Linked DNA regions of Mus musculus: all the other regions are linked to region 3. A link is a loop called in an ENCODE intact Hi-C map of the cell type or tissue named here. Cell type or tissue: gastrocnemius. All regions are shown on one strand. Links, peaks and the distances in the headings refer to the core of each region. The heading gives the core; the rest is flanking DNA.

What was found. Peaks named below come from ENCODE experiments on the same cell type or tissue, not always from the same donor. Only the 100,000 strongest peaks of a DNase experiment are listed, where the experiment ranks them.
Region 1: a loop joins it to region 3, with 3 times the contacts of the local background. A loop is called at or near these places in 2 of 42 quality-filtered maps.
Region 2: a loop joins it to region 3, with 5 times the contacts of the local background. A loop is called at or near these places in 16 of 42 quality-filtered maps.

The regions. Positions count from the first base shown.
Region 1 is chr6:128,072,392-128,078,099 of GRCm38, reverse strand. It overlaps a transcript of Tspan9 not described here. Among named protein-coding and RNA genes, the nearest start is that of Gm52879, 26 kb to the left of the region's middle. In gastrocnemius, for the core only: no CTCF peak of the experiment used is centred there; DNase peaks (open chromatin) are centred at 1,623 and 2,459; H3K4me3 peaks cover 1,668 bases; H3K27ac peaks cover 1,340 bases.
Region 2 is chr6:128,025,709-128,031,416 of GRCm38, reverse strand. The region is part of intron 1 of Tspan9 (tetraspanin 9); the gene reads left to right. Among named protein-coding and RNA genes, the nearest start is that of Tspan9, 6.5 kb to the left of the region's middle. In gastrocnemius, for the core only: a CTCF peak has its summit at 3,084 (motif pointing right); DNase peaks (open chromatin) are centred at 758, 2,712 and 3,083; H3K27ac peaks cover 1,478 bases.
Region 3 is chr6:127,967,589-127,973,296 of GRCm38, reverse strand. All of the region lies in intron 1 of Tspan9 (tetraspanin 9), which reads left to right. Among named protein-coding and RNA genes, the nearest start is that of Gm15870, 26 kb to the right of the region's middle. In gastrocnemius, for the core only: a CTCF peak has its summit at 2,992 (motif pointing left); DNase peaks (open chromatin) are centred at 2,233, 2,984 and 3,303.

The DNA of each region.
Region 1 (5,708 bases), core at 478-5,477, 100 kb before region 3:
TCTTTCCTGGCCAGACCTCAGTGTGTCTACCCACAGTGTGGGGGAAATGTGACCATCGGCTCCGCTCCAGCAGGTAGGAGCATCTTGGGGTAAGAGGTTGACCCAAGGCCTCTGGACGAAAGGCTGTAGGAGAGAAGCATTTATTTAGTTTCACCTAGCCCAAATGCAGGTAGGAACACGACTGTTAGTCAAGGAAGAGACAGCAGTGATTCCAGGCCTGGCGCTGAGTTAGAGACATCTGGGAAGCTTGTCAATAATTCAGATTCCCGGGCCTCTGTCCCAGAGCCTCTGAGTCTGCAACCTGCATCTTGAAAAACGTTGCTGATGGTTTGCATGAAGAGACAGGGTTGGGCTGGGCCCGCTGTCCCACCTCTCAGGAGGATCCTCCCAGGAAGTAGCTTCCCATGAGCGTCCGTCCACAGAAGCAAGTTACCTTCTGAGAACTGGTTGTTAGGTGAGCCGCGTTCATGCATCTGCCCTCCATGACCCTCAGTGGTGATGTTCTAGACACAGCCCAGGCCAGAGGGCGCAGGCAGTGTGAGTGGAGCACGGAGCCTACTTGTGAGACAGACAAGAGAACCCACAGGTAAAATACGCTGCAAAAGGCGGGGTGCTGGGGATGCTCACTGGGTTTTCGAGTTCACTTGGTTCTTCCGTGAGGGACAGTGATGCCCAAGGAGATGGGAACTTAGCAAAAGCTACCGGGGAGTTTGCTGTTTGTTTGCTGTTTTGTTCTTTAAGGGTGAGCAGTCCCAGAACTCCAGGTAGAAGATGGGGGCAGCAGATAGGCCTGGTGTTCGTCTTGGTTTCCACCTTTTGATTTCTTGGGTTCCAGGTCTTACCGATAGTTTGAGGCTTCTAAATGGCCGAGACATGCCAGCTGCTCTGTGGGCATTAGCTTTTCTTCCTCCTTATTTTCCTGGGTCTTCTTGATGAGAACAGTATGTATTTATAGTTCTCAGACTTACTGAGTCCTCCTAGCTGGGGCTTGCCTGGTTAGTTAATTCTCACATAAGGGCAGACTCCAGTGTGCCAAGGCTCCAGCCTTTGGGGACCCAGCCTTCTCCTGTGCCTTTTAGCTTAACATTCCCCACACAGCTTCCAGACACATTGCTGGTGCGCGCAGCACACCCGCTTTCTCAGGAAGCTGCCTTCACCCAAGCCTTCGTCCTCCGCTTGACATTAAACTCTGTCAACATTTTTTCCCCATGAAGTTCTTCCTCCTCCTGCATAGTCCCCAGTCTCCAGCCGGCTTCTCCAGCCAGGGACATGATTGGATTGCAGTTGCTAGCACTTCCTGGAGATGGGTCCCCGGAGAGCCATAAAAATCCAGGAGTGTTTCTGGCCACCTTTCCATGTAGTCTGTAGTTCACTGTCACACGCCCGAGGAACCCGTGATTGTTCACATGCGTAATTTCATGTGTGCACCTATTGTGCGCGTGCTCACGGGTGCATGCCCACTGTGTGTACTCAGCTTTGAGAAAGCTTTCACGCTGGGTTACCTATACCACACGTCTCTGGCTGCCAATCTGAATTCCTTAAGTGGATTTTTCTGACTCCAGGCTGCGGGGGCCAGCCCCCTGTACGTCATCCGAGTGGGCACAGAGCCCACTGCAGAGTGGATTTGGGTCTTGGCCGCACTACATTCCTACCGTTCTTTTCTCACAGGAAAAGTGCCTGAGAATAACCCTGGGTTGGGATTGCCTGTGTACAGGAGGGGCTGTGGCTTCCACCCTGCCTTCACATTTGGTCCTTCTTGGCCCCTTCAGGCCCTTCCCTCCTACCTCCTCCTAATGGCAGATGCAACCAGCTGGGTGGCCCACAGGGCTGCACATGTCCATCAATAGTTTAATGACCTGACCCACCAGCTCTGCTGCTGTCCTCTTCCCACCCTTGGAGGCTGCCTGCCACCCAGGTGCCCATTCCTAGGATTTGTTCTCCACACCTAGATATGGCACCAACTGGGATGGGGAAGAATAACATCACTCTCTCTCCCTCCCTGCAGCACTCCCCCTCTTCTTTACCTCCTTAAAAAAACAAAAACAAAACAAACCACCCTTGAGCCAGCCTGTGGGATTGAGCAGGAGCAGCAGCCATCAGGTGTAAGTGACTCCGCTTGCAAATGGAAAAGCCCACTGGGGCATTTGGCTCAGATGCTCTCCTCTCAGTAGGTCCTCCTTCTTCTTCTCCTCCTCCTCCTCCTCTTCTCCCCACCTCCTCCCCAGGGACTTCATAGTGGGAAATCTCTCCCTGGGGAGTCTGATCTCATTGGAAACTGTTGGCAAGGGCGTTTGTTTCTGTTTCCCAAGGCACCTACTCTTTGTCACAGGAAGGCACTTGTCACTTCACAGCCCTCAGTGATCAGCCACCCCAGGAAGCCATTGCGGAGTCAGTTCTTCTGGTTGTCCGCTTGCCCCCAGCACTCAGCTCCTGTCTTGCCTACCCATTAAGTCTTTGCCGAAGGTTTGGCTTGAGGCCATGATGGGCTGGGCTTTGTGGTCCTCCTGTCCTTCTGCCTCCATCTGTGTTCAGAGGTCCTAGCAGCAGAGGAGACAAAGTGTATCTTGTAAATGAATGAGTAAAAAGGACAGTCATGGGGACTCAGGAGGAAGGGGACAGATCATGATGTCACTGTGGGTCTATAGGTATGAGATCTCTGCTGTTCCGGGCTGTCTCTAGCTCGGATATCATAGTCAGAGTCACGTTCTTTCCTTACATGGAATCAGGAAGAGCGCTCGGAGTCCACTGTGTAAATCATAAAGTCATTGAGGGTCCTGTGCATGTGGTGGGTGGGGACCCCAGGGTGGCAAGAAGTCCGTGCTCAGTGTGGAATGACGCGCCTCCTTTGATAGAACATGGTGTGTGCTACGGGGCACGCTTTCCTTGAAGCTCTCAAGTCTGCAAACTGATTGATGACACTCTTAATTTTGCTCCTGACCCTGTAGCACTCCCACTGGCCCAAACGTGGCAAAGATATCCCACCTCACTCTCACCACAGTCTGTTTTTGGATTGTGCTAGTTTATTTCAGGGTCCGGAGCAGCTGGGCATTTTAAAAGAAAAGTATTATTGTCTAAATCATGCTTTGTAATAATGAAAATCAAAGAGACAGAAAAGGCCTCACAAGCTACCATCATGACAAACTAACTTTCTGTTACTCCATGGTGCCTTCAGCCCATGTTTGCTTACAAGCATGTTGCTGTAGTCATAATGTACATAGGACTTTTGCACTGCTTTATTTAATATTCTCCATCCATAATCATCACAGTCAGACTTTTAAGTGGCTGCATAGAATCACCAAGTGTTTTCCCAGTAGCTTGTGGAGGATCCATTAGTATACGTTGCTGTGACATGAATGTGTGAGTGTGCATATGTGTGTGCATGTGTGCACATGTCTCTTTAGCTATTTGTCTCCACTCTCCTTTGTGCTATTTGTCTAGGACTAATTGAGAGGCCCGGCATTCCTTCATTCTTTCCTAGAGTAACGGAAGAGCTTACTATGGGTTGTTAAATACCAGCCGGAAGTCAGGTGCCTGAGAGCAGCCCCAGATTTAGCTCTCAGATCACAGTCTGATCAGTGTCTGTCCTCACGGACTGCCCTTGGGAAGTCAGTCTGGTGGCCGAGACTCCATTTTAGAGGCTGGCAACTGCATTTTTTTGTTGTTGTAGCGTTGGCTTTGAAGTCTCCTGGGCTGGGTGTCTATATCGAGGGTGTGCTGCTTGGCTTATTCAGGAATTCCTTTTGATTTGTTTGTCTGAGACAAGTCTTCTGTAGTCCAATCTGCTCTCAGACTTACTATATAGCTGAGGAGAGACTTGAACTCCTGCTCCTTCTGCCTGCATCTCCTCTGGACTAGGACCGGGTACATTATGGAAGCCAGCTTGAGTAATTCAGGATTTTTTTCTATGTGCTTTCCTGTCTGATGCCATTGATGACTATGGGAGAGATTGAGCTAGCTTCCACCCACAGGGAACATGGAGTCTCAGATGCCTACGTGTTCAGCCCATTCATCAACCTTGATGCAGAGCTGAGAACACAGATAAGGGATCCACGGTGGCACGGTGGGGACTGTGACGAACCAAAGATGCTGTGCATGCGCACCGTGAGCGTGATCTTCAGGCTCAGCTGATTGTTTGTTGAGCCCGGCGTTGCCAGAACTTACATTTCTTTTTCTCCCTCTCTGGGTCATGGTCTTCTTGCTCTGTAGCAGAATGCCCAGACCTGTAGAACACAATTGCAAATATTTGGCTATGCAAAAGAGGAGCTAAGTGCTTAAAGTCCAAATGGGAAACATGATTCTTTTGTTTAAAATAACTACTTCCAAGCAGAGCTCCATTCCTGCCGGCATCTGGGCTCCAGGTCTGCGTAGCAGGAGCGGCCGCCACTGTGGACCCTGAGCGAGGTGCTGATTCTCTTTGTCCTTGACCTCAGGGGTTGGGGTCCCCATGGTCAGACATGAACATGGTGAAGTTTCCTTTCTAGAGTCTTCCCCAGTCCTCTGCTGACATGACACGGTCGGCAAGCACCTTTGGAATTCCCCAGAGGTCAAGGGTCTGGATCTGTTGAGGAACCTTTATGCTTCTTTTCTTCCTGGGATCTTCTGATATTCTTTTCTCTGCCTCTCTCTTTTCTCTTTCTTTTCTTTTTCTTTCTCTTTCTCTTTTTCTCTTCCTTTTTCTTTTTCTCTTCCTTTATTTTATTTATTTGTTTATTATTCTTTTGAGGCAGGGTTTATTGGCTGTCTTGGAACTCACTCTGTAGACCAGGCTGGTCTTGGACTCACAAAAAATTCACCTGCCTCTTCTACCTAAGTGTTGCAATTGAAGATGTGCACCACGACTTTCCCAGGAACCTTCCGTTGTTAAAGGGAAGCTTTAACTCTTGGTTTCCAGGTTAAAAATCTCTTAGCCTGATTCTAAACAATTGACATTTAAAAGGCATGATGTGTATGGAGCCAAGCTTGTGTATGCCAGATTGGTCCAGAGGTGTTAGTCTGTTACCCTTGGTTGGTCTTTTTGGTAAGTTGTTAGGCTGAACATAAAGCAATACAATTAAGAGAAAGCCATGGAGGTGGAGGGATGAGGCATCCTGGTAGCAACAAGGTCCTGGTCAGTCGCACAAGTGAGCAGAATCCGGGCTGTTGTGGAGAATCCACAGTGGGACAGGAAAGGAGCTCCGGGGATGCTCTGTGAACCATCAGGAGTAGTTGTATAGCTGTCCTGTGTGGTTGTTGGAACCATTTGATAATGTCCCTAGGTAGTGTTCCCTCTGTGCCTATTCAGTGGTGATAAGGAGATGAACATGTCTGTGCCTGCCTGTCTGTCTGTCTGCGTGATACCACACTGTTCTTTTCTAGCTCCATTGAGTAAAGCCAGGCACTGTTTGAGCAGCCATGCGGGGCCAGGAGTTGGAACCTGGGAAGACCAGCCGGGGCAAGTGTCCGGTAGTTTCCCTCTGCTCTGTTCTCCATCTCGGTGTGAGGGAATTGTCCCCATTGGGCAGTTAGCGAGTATTTACTGCAGGCACTCAGAGGCAATTGCCAGCTCTTCCTCCAAGCACCCCTCTGAGATCTGCAAGAAAGATAAAGGGGTGCCTGTCTGAGGTGCTTTGAGGACCTTAGCAAGCAGAAGGGACTTGAAGACACTACATATTACTCTGCAGCTTCCCCAGATGACAGCCGTGACGTACGAGCCTAGAGATGCTTAAGAA
Region 2 (5,708 bases), core at 478-5,477, 58 kb before region 3:
CTTCACCACTGGGTGGAACTTTGAGTGCAGTGGCATTGGTGAGGGTCTGGTGACATCACTCTGGGCAGGACTGAGTGGAGCTGGGCTGTTCTTGCTCCTCCCTCTTACGAAGAAAGGGGCAGGTGCCTCTCGGGCTGCTGGGTGCCTGCCTGCTGGTGGGGGTCCAGGTCTGTTCCTGGCATGCTGGCTTCAGTCAGACAGTTCTAGCCTGGTAGGCAGCCCAGTGCACCAGAGGAGCTGGGGGCACCCAGGAGGGCAGCTTTTCTTGGGGCCTGACATAGATGGAGAGAATGAAGCGGGATCTGTGGCCATCCTTGTTTCACGGTCCCTTCCACCCCACCCCATCCCCACCCTGATTCTCAGGGCCACAGAGAATTTTGGCTTCTTAATGGTCAGGAATAGGAGGCTGTAGTCTACACAATTTTCAGCCCATGTACCTCTGGATCCTATCAGGAGTGCCTGGAAGAATATTCCAAGCAGAGATTAAGTGAATATCCTGGAGTGCTTTTGCTAAGGGGAAGGGGATGGTGGTGGTGGGGGTGCGGGTGGGGGTAGGGATACAAGATGCATCTCTTTGTGCCGGAGCCACATGACTTTTTCTCTGGCCAGCAAATCCTGATCTCAGCCCAGTTCCTCCCAATGTGAATCCAGTTGAATCCAGTTCTGTCTGAGATGGAGGGGGCTGGGGCAGACGGGTACCCTAACTGCCACTCTGGATACGTCGTTTCTCTTGCTTGCCAGCAGAGCTGTCCTATCACTTTAAGTCATGGCTGGCAGAGCAGGGATACCCTGGCTCCCTTGGAAGCCTATTCCTTGTGGATTGCTCCTTTTTAAAAAGGCCAATTAGTAGCAGAGGAGACAGTGTTGAGTGTGTCTGCTAGAGCAAGGGAAAGGAAGACATAGAGCTACCACAGGTTGAGTGCCAGGGGGCGTTTCCTGGTGAATCTTCCTGAATGTCAGGCTCCTCTTGTTTTCTGTCTTTGGGCGTAGGTGGCCAGGGCAGGCCTCTCCACTACCTTAGCCACACATGGTCCATATCAGCATGGCCACACCATAAGTGCCTTTGTGGGCTCTAGACTAAGATCTGTGTACGGTGAATTAAGGAAACCTATAGTGCTATAGCGAATCTGTGGGGTACCTTTTGGCTTGAGGGATTCTAGAAGGCAGTCAGGTTGGGCCTTGGCCTCAGCTCATCTCTCCATGCAGGAGATGCAGGCGAAGCAGGCAGCACGGGGTGGGGGACACGGTTAGGGATTTCCCATAGTGCTGGAAGTGAGGGATGGTTCCCCAGGAGGCTGCTTACAAGCAGATCTTTGGATATGGGGTGGGGTCAGGTCTGGCTGCTGAGGTCATCTTGCTGATGAAGCACCTGGCAGATACGCTGAGAGACCCTTGGAACCTGGCTGTGAAGGAATGCCAGCCCTGTGTTCATTTCCAAAGCATTAAAAATTAAACTTCCTGGTCTTAATATCTATTTTTAAATCATGTCAGAGCCAGCAATTGCTGTCAATCAGGAAGGCCCAAGGAGGAGGAGGAGGAGGAGGAGGGGAGAGTTAGAAAAATCCCCAGTTGAAATAGTAAGAGCTCTGGAAGCCCCAGTCCTACCCAGCCCAGCCAGGCCTGGCCCCAGCAAACCTAGCAAACACCAGCCGGCCTCTACCTCCGAGTAACACTCTGGCTGCTCTTACCTCCTGGGCTTGGCTGCCCTTGGCTGAACTTGGCAGCAGGCTTTCTATGGCTTAGTAGGGTATTGGGTCCCAGTTGGGTCCATTCACTCACTCCACAACTATTTGCTGAATGCCCGATCCATGCACAGGAGCCTCCAGTTGGTAAGGCTAAGGCAGATCAGTTTTCTTAGGCCAGGAAGTCATGGAATCAAGAGGTCATCTGTCCTGTCCTGTGTGCAGCACTTGAACCCAGGGCTGCCAAGGGTGGGAACTGTGTAGGTGGGGTCTGCCTGCCTCCCCAGCACATTAGGGTGGGCAGCTACAGGTCTGGACCCAGCATCCTGGCTTGCCTTGGCCTTTCCTCTCCCTGCCCCCCTCACGGCTATACTCTTAATTCCCATTCTCTGAAACGTTCCTCCTATCAGAAAGAAAAAGAATTTACAAAGAGCTCCAGGCTTCCCTCCTTTCTCCTTAGTTTGTAAAATACAATCAGCAAAACATGTGGATTCCCTGTTTTCTTCTATTGAAAGGACAAACAGATGCCCTGTGGCCTGGGAGCATGCATTCATTGAGTACTTGCCGTAAACCACCCTGTTGAGCTGCTCAGAGTTCCATGGAGTCAGACACACATAGGAAGATAGCAGGCACTCAACGGAGAGACTTAACTCCACCAAGTACTGCTTAGTAGAGACCAGCTACACAGATAACAAAGCAAGTTGCCCTGAGATTTTGAGGGAGCTAGGTGACCAGGTGAGACTGGGATCCAGGCAAGGGAGAAGACGGTGATAGACTCTTCACTGAGTTTCTTCTTTTTTTTTTTTTTTTTTTTTTCTGATGGTGGCCACCATGACAGGTCTTGCTGTGTCACTTGGCTGCAAGCTGTCGTGGTGGTGGTGAGTAATCTGGCTTTGGAGCCATGCTCCTTTTTTTCCCTCCCTGAGCTGGTCCTCCCCTCTCCCAGCTGGTCCCCCCTCCCCCACTGAGATGTGCCTGCTCCTTTGGTTCCAATGAGGAAGCTTTGAAGCTAGGCTAAACCCATCGGGCAGAGTTAAGTCTTCTGAGCCAGCTTTGTCCCTGCTCACATTTGAAAGCTAATCTGCCTGCAGAAGTGGTGGGGGCTCGGTGGGGGGCACTCTTGGCAGGAACATTAAAAATGGCGTGCCGACTCGACTCAGACTCGTGGGTGAGCTCTGCAGCTGGGGAAGGATACCAGGTTGAGATCTGCCTTCTAGGCCCTGCTCTTTGTCTGGAGAGCTCTAGACTTCAGAGGAGACCCAGAATCCTGCTTCTGGGGGTCTGCTTTCCCTTCAGCTGGCTTTGAAGGCTGTCAGGAGAGCTGGAGTGGCCCTGAGTACACAATGTGCAGTGTTTCTGCTTCAAGCTCGTGCTCTACCACTGGGAATTTTCTGCATCAGGGCCCTGCAGGGGGCGCTGTTTTGGTGGCTTGAGGGAATGGATGTCTGTCCCAGGAGAAGGCAGGCAGGGTTTCAGTTTTCAGGGACTTTGCATCTGCTATAGGGAATCCTTGCAAGAATGTATTCAGGTTGACTAGGCAGCTGCCCATACAGACAGGTTCTAGCTGTGCTTCCATTACCTACGGAGATAGTAATGTAGTTCTCTATTTTGAAAGAGAGAGAGAGACAGACAGACAGACACTGACTTATTCTTGAGTGTGGAGGCCAGAGATGGCGTTCAAATGCCTTCCTCTTTTACACCAATTTATTTTTGAGACAGGGTCTTACCACTCAACCTGAAGTATACTGTTCCGGTCGGACAGGTGGTACAGGGAGCCCCTGGGATCCGTCTGTCTCTGCAACCCTATCTCTGCAGTCATGGGGGTGAGCCAGAACATCTGGCTTTTTACACGGGCTTTCTGCCTCTGAACTTAGGACCTCGTGAGTCTGCAGCAAGCGTTTTCTGCACGGAGCCATCCCCTATTCCTTTAAACTTTCAATGGAGTAGAGAGAATTGTTCAGACTCAGGGTTTTCAACAGTTCCCCATCAGTGATAGAGTATTTGTTTAGCATGCAGAAGACCTTGGGTTTAATCTTTAGCACCACAAAAATAAATAAATAAATAAATAAATAAATAAATAAATAAATAAATAAATAAAATCCAGCGTGTGTTTGATCCATCTGTGTCTGTGAGTGTTGCCTCTTACCTTTTTGCTCAGTCCCTAGCATGGATACTTCAGTGTGGTCTCTCCTCTTTTGTGAACAGTCCTGCATACGTCTCCTGTAGGAGTTTCTCTGGAGTGGCCACCACAGACCACTGTGAAGGCGATTCAGCGTTAGGCATTTCCATACACTTCTCTTGGAGAAGTACCCTTGCAGATAGATACCTGGCCTTTCTGCCTTGCTGGCTGGAGTGTCCTTGTGGCACTGCAGGAGGAGAGCTGTTTCCAGGGCAGGTGCATCCGTTGACATTCCCAGTGGCTCTCAAATGGTAAGGGGCAGGCGTGAGATGCTGTGCTGCAGTGGCCTTACCTAGCATCTCAGGTACCAATACACAAACATCTTTTTTACGTGTTAATTAGCCATTCTTCCGTGTCAGGTCTACTTTTCTATTGATTTGGGTTTGTTTGGTTTTTTTTTTTTTCTTTTTTTTGGTTGTTGTTATTTTTTAGTTTCTGGTTTTGTGTCCTAGTTTGTGGCAGTTGAATGCATCACCAACATTGTTTATAGCTTCCAGTTTCAAGTTTTGTTTGTTTTTCTTTTCTTTGCAGATTCTAAACCAAAACACAACTTTGCTGGTTTCTTCTTTTTGGACTTTTTCTGTTATTTCATGGTGCCCTTACATCGTAATAATTGTTCCATGCCTGCTCTAACATGGGTTCTCAGGAGCTGTTGACATAAGTGAGGAGGGGCTTTTATATTCCTCAAAGTTTTTATTCATGTGTTTGAGTTCTGAACACATCTGGAATTACTATTCATGTTTGACACAGGACAGAACTCTGATCTTTTTCCTCCTGTGTATTCTAGCTTCATTGATTAGGTATCTTCCCTCCATAGATACAGGATACTACCTAGGCTTTCATATGTGACAGGGTACCGCAACTCTGTAAGTCTCCATGGCAAGGCACACTTCTTGTTTTTCAAGAGAGTTTGGCTCTTTTTTGGCTCCTTGTTCTTCTGCATAGATGCTGGAATCAGTTTAAGTGGTTTTTAACCTGAAATCAGTCAGTACCCTTTCCCACACTATTGGCATTTTAATTAGCTGGTCTTTAATTGAGTGTGTTTATCAACTCAGGAGGATTTCATCTCTGTGTTTATTTGTGAATGTAAATTATGTAAATTGTATCCAAGTCTTTCAATCCATGAATAGTTCATCTCCCTTTACCCGCTAAATCATCTTTAATGTCAGGGGTTGTTTTGTGATATTTGAAGGTCTTACCCACCATTTGTTAAGCAAAGACTTCTGAACTTTTCTCCACTCTGCCTCCACCTCCGGGTTTGTCTACTCTACCTGTGCGGAGTACATTTGGAAGTCAGGACCCACAGCTACCCCCTGGCACGGTGTGGTGATGGGGAGCGGTGATACCAGTCCCTGATTGGGTATCAGGTGGGGCATCCCTGGCCGCCTCATCTGCTCCAGCACTGATGGGAATACCCAGGGATGTCTCATTTTGCCTCTGCGGCGATGGAGGTGTGAGGAGGGAGGATTTTGCCTGGGCCACTAGGTTAAGTAGTGGTAGAGATGGGCTATGAACTCAGTCAGTAAAACCTTAAAGCCCACGTCCTTTCTTTGCCCTTGTCTGGGAACTCATCCTGATGCAGTTCCCTCCCCAGTCAGCTTCCAGTTGTGCTTTTCTTGGGTCTGTGCTGCACTGGGTAGTCCTGTAGTGACGGGCAGTTTGCACACATGGTATGGTTCAGTCGACAGTTTGCTCTCGCCTCCTCCCAGCCGCAGCTCCAGGAAGTGGGACAGAAAATACTCACATGTGGTCTTTGGGGGCTTTTTTGGTGGTCCGTTGTATGCGGTGTAAGCTTCACGAGACACTTTGTGCTTCTTCATGAGAACAGTCAAGACAAAAAAGTACCG
Region 3 (5,708 bases), core at 278-5,277:
GTACTGGGGCTTCCAGGAGTGGAGAGGCCAGGGTTTAGAGGGAGCTTCTTTCTTGAGTGGGAATGTGGATGTGCATGTGCCCCCGTTCCTGAGCTCGCCCACCCACTCAACCCCCTACCCACCCACCTACCCACCAGTCGCTGAAGAAACATTCAGTGTTCCAAGTATTTTCTGGGTCCGGTGGTGGAAGGACAATGGAAGAGCACGAGTCTGATCCTCAAAAGGAGCTGTTTTTTTTTTTTTTTTTTTTTTTTTTTACGACAGAAGCCTTGGGAGGGGGCTAGCATGAACTCATGACCACGCCCTGGATCAGTCCACTCTGGGAGGGCCCATCTTTCCCCTTGTGAAGGGCTGGGTGGGTGGAGGTGATATGGAGTCTGACTAGATGGGGATAGAGTACCCAGACATGGGTGAATTTGGAGCAGCCGTGGCCCTGGAGAAATGGGTGCCTGTGTGGATGTCCTACCTGGGGGCAGAAATATGCGTTAACTTGACCAGTCAGTCAGTATAGCCAACCTGAAGATGAGATGTGGGCGGTTAGTATGTGGCTAGCAGTGAGGGGAGTTTGGTTGCAGGGCTAGCTTGGCCTGTCCACATTACTTTGGGGGCCTCCGTTTACCTGCTAGGCATGTGCTGGGTAAGTTCCTTGGAGACGAAGAAGCCTGAGACAGGCTGATAGACTCGTGTCGTCTAGGGAGCCTGCACCTTTCCTTTTGCAGGCCTAGGACAAGGTCCAGATGGCTGCAGTGCATGGACAAGGCTGGGGTGCCATTCTCGACCACGAAGACGTATCGTGAACAGGGCAGACCAACGTCCCAGCCTTGATGGGCTGGGTGCAGACATTAGGTTAGGGGTTTGTCTTATCAAGTTCGCATGTCGGTTTCTAAATGAAACTTTTGAAAGGCCCTTGGTTGAGTGAGCTAACAGAGGAAGCTTCTAGCTTAGGAGCCACCTTAGCTTGCCCTTGCTTAGAGACAGGTTCCAACCAGGACTGGACAACGTGAAGGAACTGAAGACCCCACTTGGTTGGTGCTTATACTGGCTGAATCCTGATACTCCTGAGTCACTCTGCCTCACCCCAGATTCTCCAGTCTCCGGTTCTATGGTCATCTCGGCTGAGACAACCCTCTGGTTTTAGAAGGGAATTTTCTCGAATGCCACCTACTAAGCTCTCTGGCATCCAGCTTTGGCTGAGCTGCCATGGCCTTATGCTTCCTGAATGGTCCCCACCATGGGAATAGGGGTGGTTCCTGCCCTCCTCCTGCCTCACCCTGGCCCCGGTATTCAGAATTTAGAGCTGGTTTCCTGTCTTCATGTCCCAACTGCCCAGGGCAGGCCTTGTTCCTCAACCCCACAGTAAACCTGTGTCAGAGGTCACCTCCTCTCTCTTGCCCACAGCCGTCTACTAGATGTGAGCTCTGGCCAGACCTAGCCTGAAGTCTCCCAGAGAGGCTGTGCCATCTTACCATCCTTTTCAGGGGCACCAGGGAGAATGGGAGTGCTCTCCCTAGCAGCAGTGTTCTTAAGGAATTAAGGGGCACCTGGCCTGCAGGGGGGCTCAAGACAGGGTTTTCAGCCTCTTTGGTATCAGGAGCTAAATAGTTCTCTGTGGTAATTTATTTTGAGCACTGTAGCTTGTTCAACAGTGTCCCTTGGCCTCTGTGTTCTACATGCCAAAAGCATTTTCCCTCTGCTCTCCCACTTCAGTTGTGACAATGGAGGTGTCTCCAGGTGTCCCCAGCAAGCAGGAACTCTCCTCTCTGAGATCCACGGGTCTAGGGGGCAGAGGCAGCATTCCTGAAGCTTGGCTTGGCCTGGGTTAGAAGTGAACAGATCAGAGGTCCAATCCAAACCACAGTTTAAAGAGGATCTGGCCTCGGGGAACTACACAAGACCTACGTGAGGACGGAGACCTTTTGAAAAAGGGCTCCAGCAGCTTTCTATAGGGTAAACTGAAAAGCAGGTCCAGGAGAGACAGACAGGTCTAGTGTGGCTGGGGGCAGGATGTCTGGGTGTCTATTACTGGCAGGCAGGTCTCCTAGGGAGTAGCAGACAGAGAAGGAGTAGCACCTGAAGCTACAGAGTGGGCTTTCATCCCAGCCTGGCAGTGTCTTTCAGGTCTCCCTAGGAAACCGAAGTCCCACTCTTTGTTTTCTTCTTGCCTGGAGCCTCAGGTGGGGCTGGGTCACGCAGTAGAACGTTTATGTCAACAGGAGACCTCCGCTCCCCAACCCCAAGGACATGGGTCACATTATGCATGCCTGTGGCACAGCAGGTTGCCCGAGAGAGCTAAAGGGGGCCCAGTGGGGATGGGAATGGATCTGGGGGCTTTGGAAGGAGACTGTCCAGGAGTCTGGCTCCCCTTCTTATGCTGGGACTGCCTGGATCTCAGCCCTCAGTACCTCAGGTGGGAAGTAAGATGAGACCTGAGTGTGGGGATTCAGGCTCCAAAGCCAATGCCTGCAAAGCCTAAAGACCGTGTTGAATGTCATGGGGTGTGAAGTCAGAGAACCAATTGGGAGAAACATGGCCCTGGGCGGGGGGGGGGGGGGGGGGCTCTGAACTGCTGAAGTTTCCCATGGACATTCTCAGGGTCACCACAGGAGCTCCCCAAGAATAGAGGGGACCCAGCAGACCTGTTTCTGATGAGCGGGATGGAGAAGACTCTGCCCTATAGGTGCCCTGGAGGCCAGCATCAGCAGCAGGATGGTGGGGCATCTTACAGCCCCAGGAGTCCCCAGGCCAGGCTCCTCCATCCCAAACGAATACCTGCCCTGGAGGGTATTCAGTTACTCATTCTAGGGTCCGATTTATAGAGCCATAAATCTTTGGTTCAAAATCATGAAATTTCCAGGGTATGATTAATGAAAGAAAAATTGAGACGGCAGCTCAGATTGAAGAAAGACTGGGTGACAGGCTGGATGCAAGTTTAGGGCATCACGGGCCAACCCAACACTCTTCTGAACCAGACTGGAGCGCCACCTAGTGGTCACAGAAGGCATTCACGCACGCCCATTCCTGCTGCAAGGTTTTGAGGTGATAGTGTCTCCCTCTGATCCTCAACATGGTCTCATTGAGGTCACTCTGGTGCAGAAGCCATTATGTGCTTCTGGTCCCCGTCAGCTCTTCAAAAAGCTCTATGTCTTAGAAATAGTGTGTGTGTGTGTGTGTGTTTGTGTGTGTGTGTAGTCTGGGCCATTCTGTTTTCCCATTTATCAGGATTCTCTTCAGTCCTCAAACCCAGCTCACTCTGAACACTGCCTGTGTCCCATGGGAACCATGTCTCATCGCTCCTGCATACTCACCTGATGTGTGGCCACCAGCTCTTCCCTAGTCACCGCAGGAGTCCCTGCTTGTGCTCTGTGCTCACTGCCTCTTGTCCTCAGTGGCCTCTTTGGGGAATAGCAGCTGTGATGCCTGTCAGAAGCATCTGTTATCTCGTGTCACATTCAGCCCTGAGGCAGAACACCCACGTCTTCCTACTACCTTCAAGGTCCTGTTCTATCTGTCCCCTGGCTGCGATCCCTCTTTTATCTTCTGTCTACCACATCCCACTGCGGTCATTCTGTGGCTGTCACATAGCGGCTTGTCCCTCCTTGGTGGACAGGCATGGTCCTAACTTGAGGCCTCTTAACTTGATGTATCCTTTTCGGAAGCATTCTTGCTTCTTTATATGGACACTCGATCATTTCATTTATCTGTGCCTGTATTGGTCATATGTGTGTGAGATCATGAGAATCTCCTTTCTGTCTAGGCAGGACTTTGGCCAGGGCTGGTCACTGCTTCCTCCTGGCCCTGGCATTTGATGGCCGTGTGCCTGGTTAGAGTCTGTAGGCTGTATGAGCGAAGGAAATGCAGATCCTAGAAGCCGATGCCCCTTCCCCTCACCCTGGGGGTTAATGAGTGTAGAATTCCCTGCAGTGCATGTTTCTTCCCTGCTCCCATGCTGTCCTCATTATACATAGCTCTGGCTGTCCTGGAACTCACTCTGTAGACTGGCTGGTCTTGAACTCACCAAGATCCTCCTACTTCTGCCTCCCAAGTGCTGGGATTAAAGACGTGAACCACCACTGCCAAAGTAGGATTTATTAGAGTCGTTTACAGACTGTGGTCCAACAATTACAACAATAGCCATCTCCTCTAAGAATCCAGTAGTTGTTCAGTCCACGAGTCTGGCTGTCTCAGCTGATTTTTCGTATATACCAGAATCCAGAAGAAACAAGCTCTAATGGCAGTGAAGGCATGCCTGCAATAGCGAGGGCAAGCAAGCAAAGAGCAAGCACTTACTTCTTCTATGTCCTTATATAGCTATGTAGCTGCCACCAGAAGGTGTGGCCCAGATCTAAGGTGGATCTTTTCACCTCAAAAGATCTAGATTCAGGGCGGGTCTTCCCACTTCAAATAATTCAGTAAAGAAAAATCCCTCACAGGTATACCCAGCCTCTTGAGTTTGAGTTAATTTTTGATGTGGTCACATTGACAGCCAAGAAGAAGAGCCATCATATTACTCCATGGAGAGGGATCTGCACCCTGGAGTGTGTGAGGTCACAAAGCCAGGGCAGGCAGAGCAGAGGAGAAGCCCACACCTGTGACTCTCGAGTCCTTACTTTTTCACTCTGTATGGAAAATTCTTCCACTTCAGGCCTCCCTCATGTCCACCTATCCTTTGGTGATTGCTCCCTCCAACTGGTGACTCTGACCAGGATAGTGATGGCCTCTTCTAAACTCTTGCAACCATTATTTGGAGCCATTGCATCCTGGTAGATGCTGCGTTTTTATTGCCCCCGTTCAGCTGGAATGGAGGCCCCTGGAAGGCAGGTCTCTAATGTGGCTGTAGCTTTTCTGGCACAGAACACTGTGTGTTGTCGGTACTCAATACATATTGGCTGACTGATGGATTGGCTCCACAGACTCAGCACGCTCCCAAGGAGCTGGGGTGGGAGTGGGGAGAGCAGAGAGTGTCAGCTCAATGGAGCATCAAACCGTGCGGGCGGGGAGGTTTGCAGCTGTGAGTGGGGTGTTCTCCTAGCCAGTGCTGCTGGCTTTAGTTATAGCTCAGGGGGCGCTGGTGGAGAGGGTCAGTTTACAGGCCCACTCGTTCTATGGATGGTGAGGTGTGTTAATTCTTATTGCTTTGATGAAATACCTGACAAAGGCAACTTCCAGAGAGTTTTTGTTTTTGTTTTTGGGGATTTTTGTGGTTCACAGTTTGAGGGGACAGCCCATGGGGCTGGAGAAGGTATGGCAGCAGGAGCTTGGAGAGAGCTGTTTACATTCTACCTTAGGGAACACAGAGACGCTCGCTCTCCACTCCTTTCTCAGCGTATTAACCCAAGGGATGGCGTTGCCCCCATTTAGGCTGGGTCTTCCTGACCCAATAAGGGCTTTCTGGAAACAGCTGCATAGATACACACAGAGGTGTGTTTCTATGGTGGCACCCACCAAGATGCCAATGAAGATGCCACCAACACAGGAGGACAGTGTGGCCTCCTATGTCCTGCCCCTTAGCCAGTCCATGAGCACCTTTTATCCCTTTACCCATGGACTTGCTTTCCAGACTTCAGAAAACAGGGGTTACGTGACCCTTCTGTTCAGGGTAGTGGGAAACACCCACTGAGGTTTTGGCTTTGAGAGCCAGTGACCTGGGTTCTCCCCCGTAGACCAACCAGTCATACCCAGACCCAGCCTCCCTTCTGAGCATGGGGTCC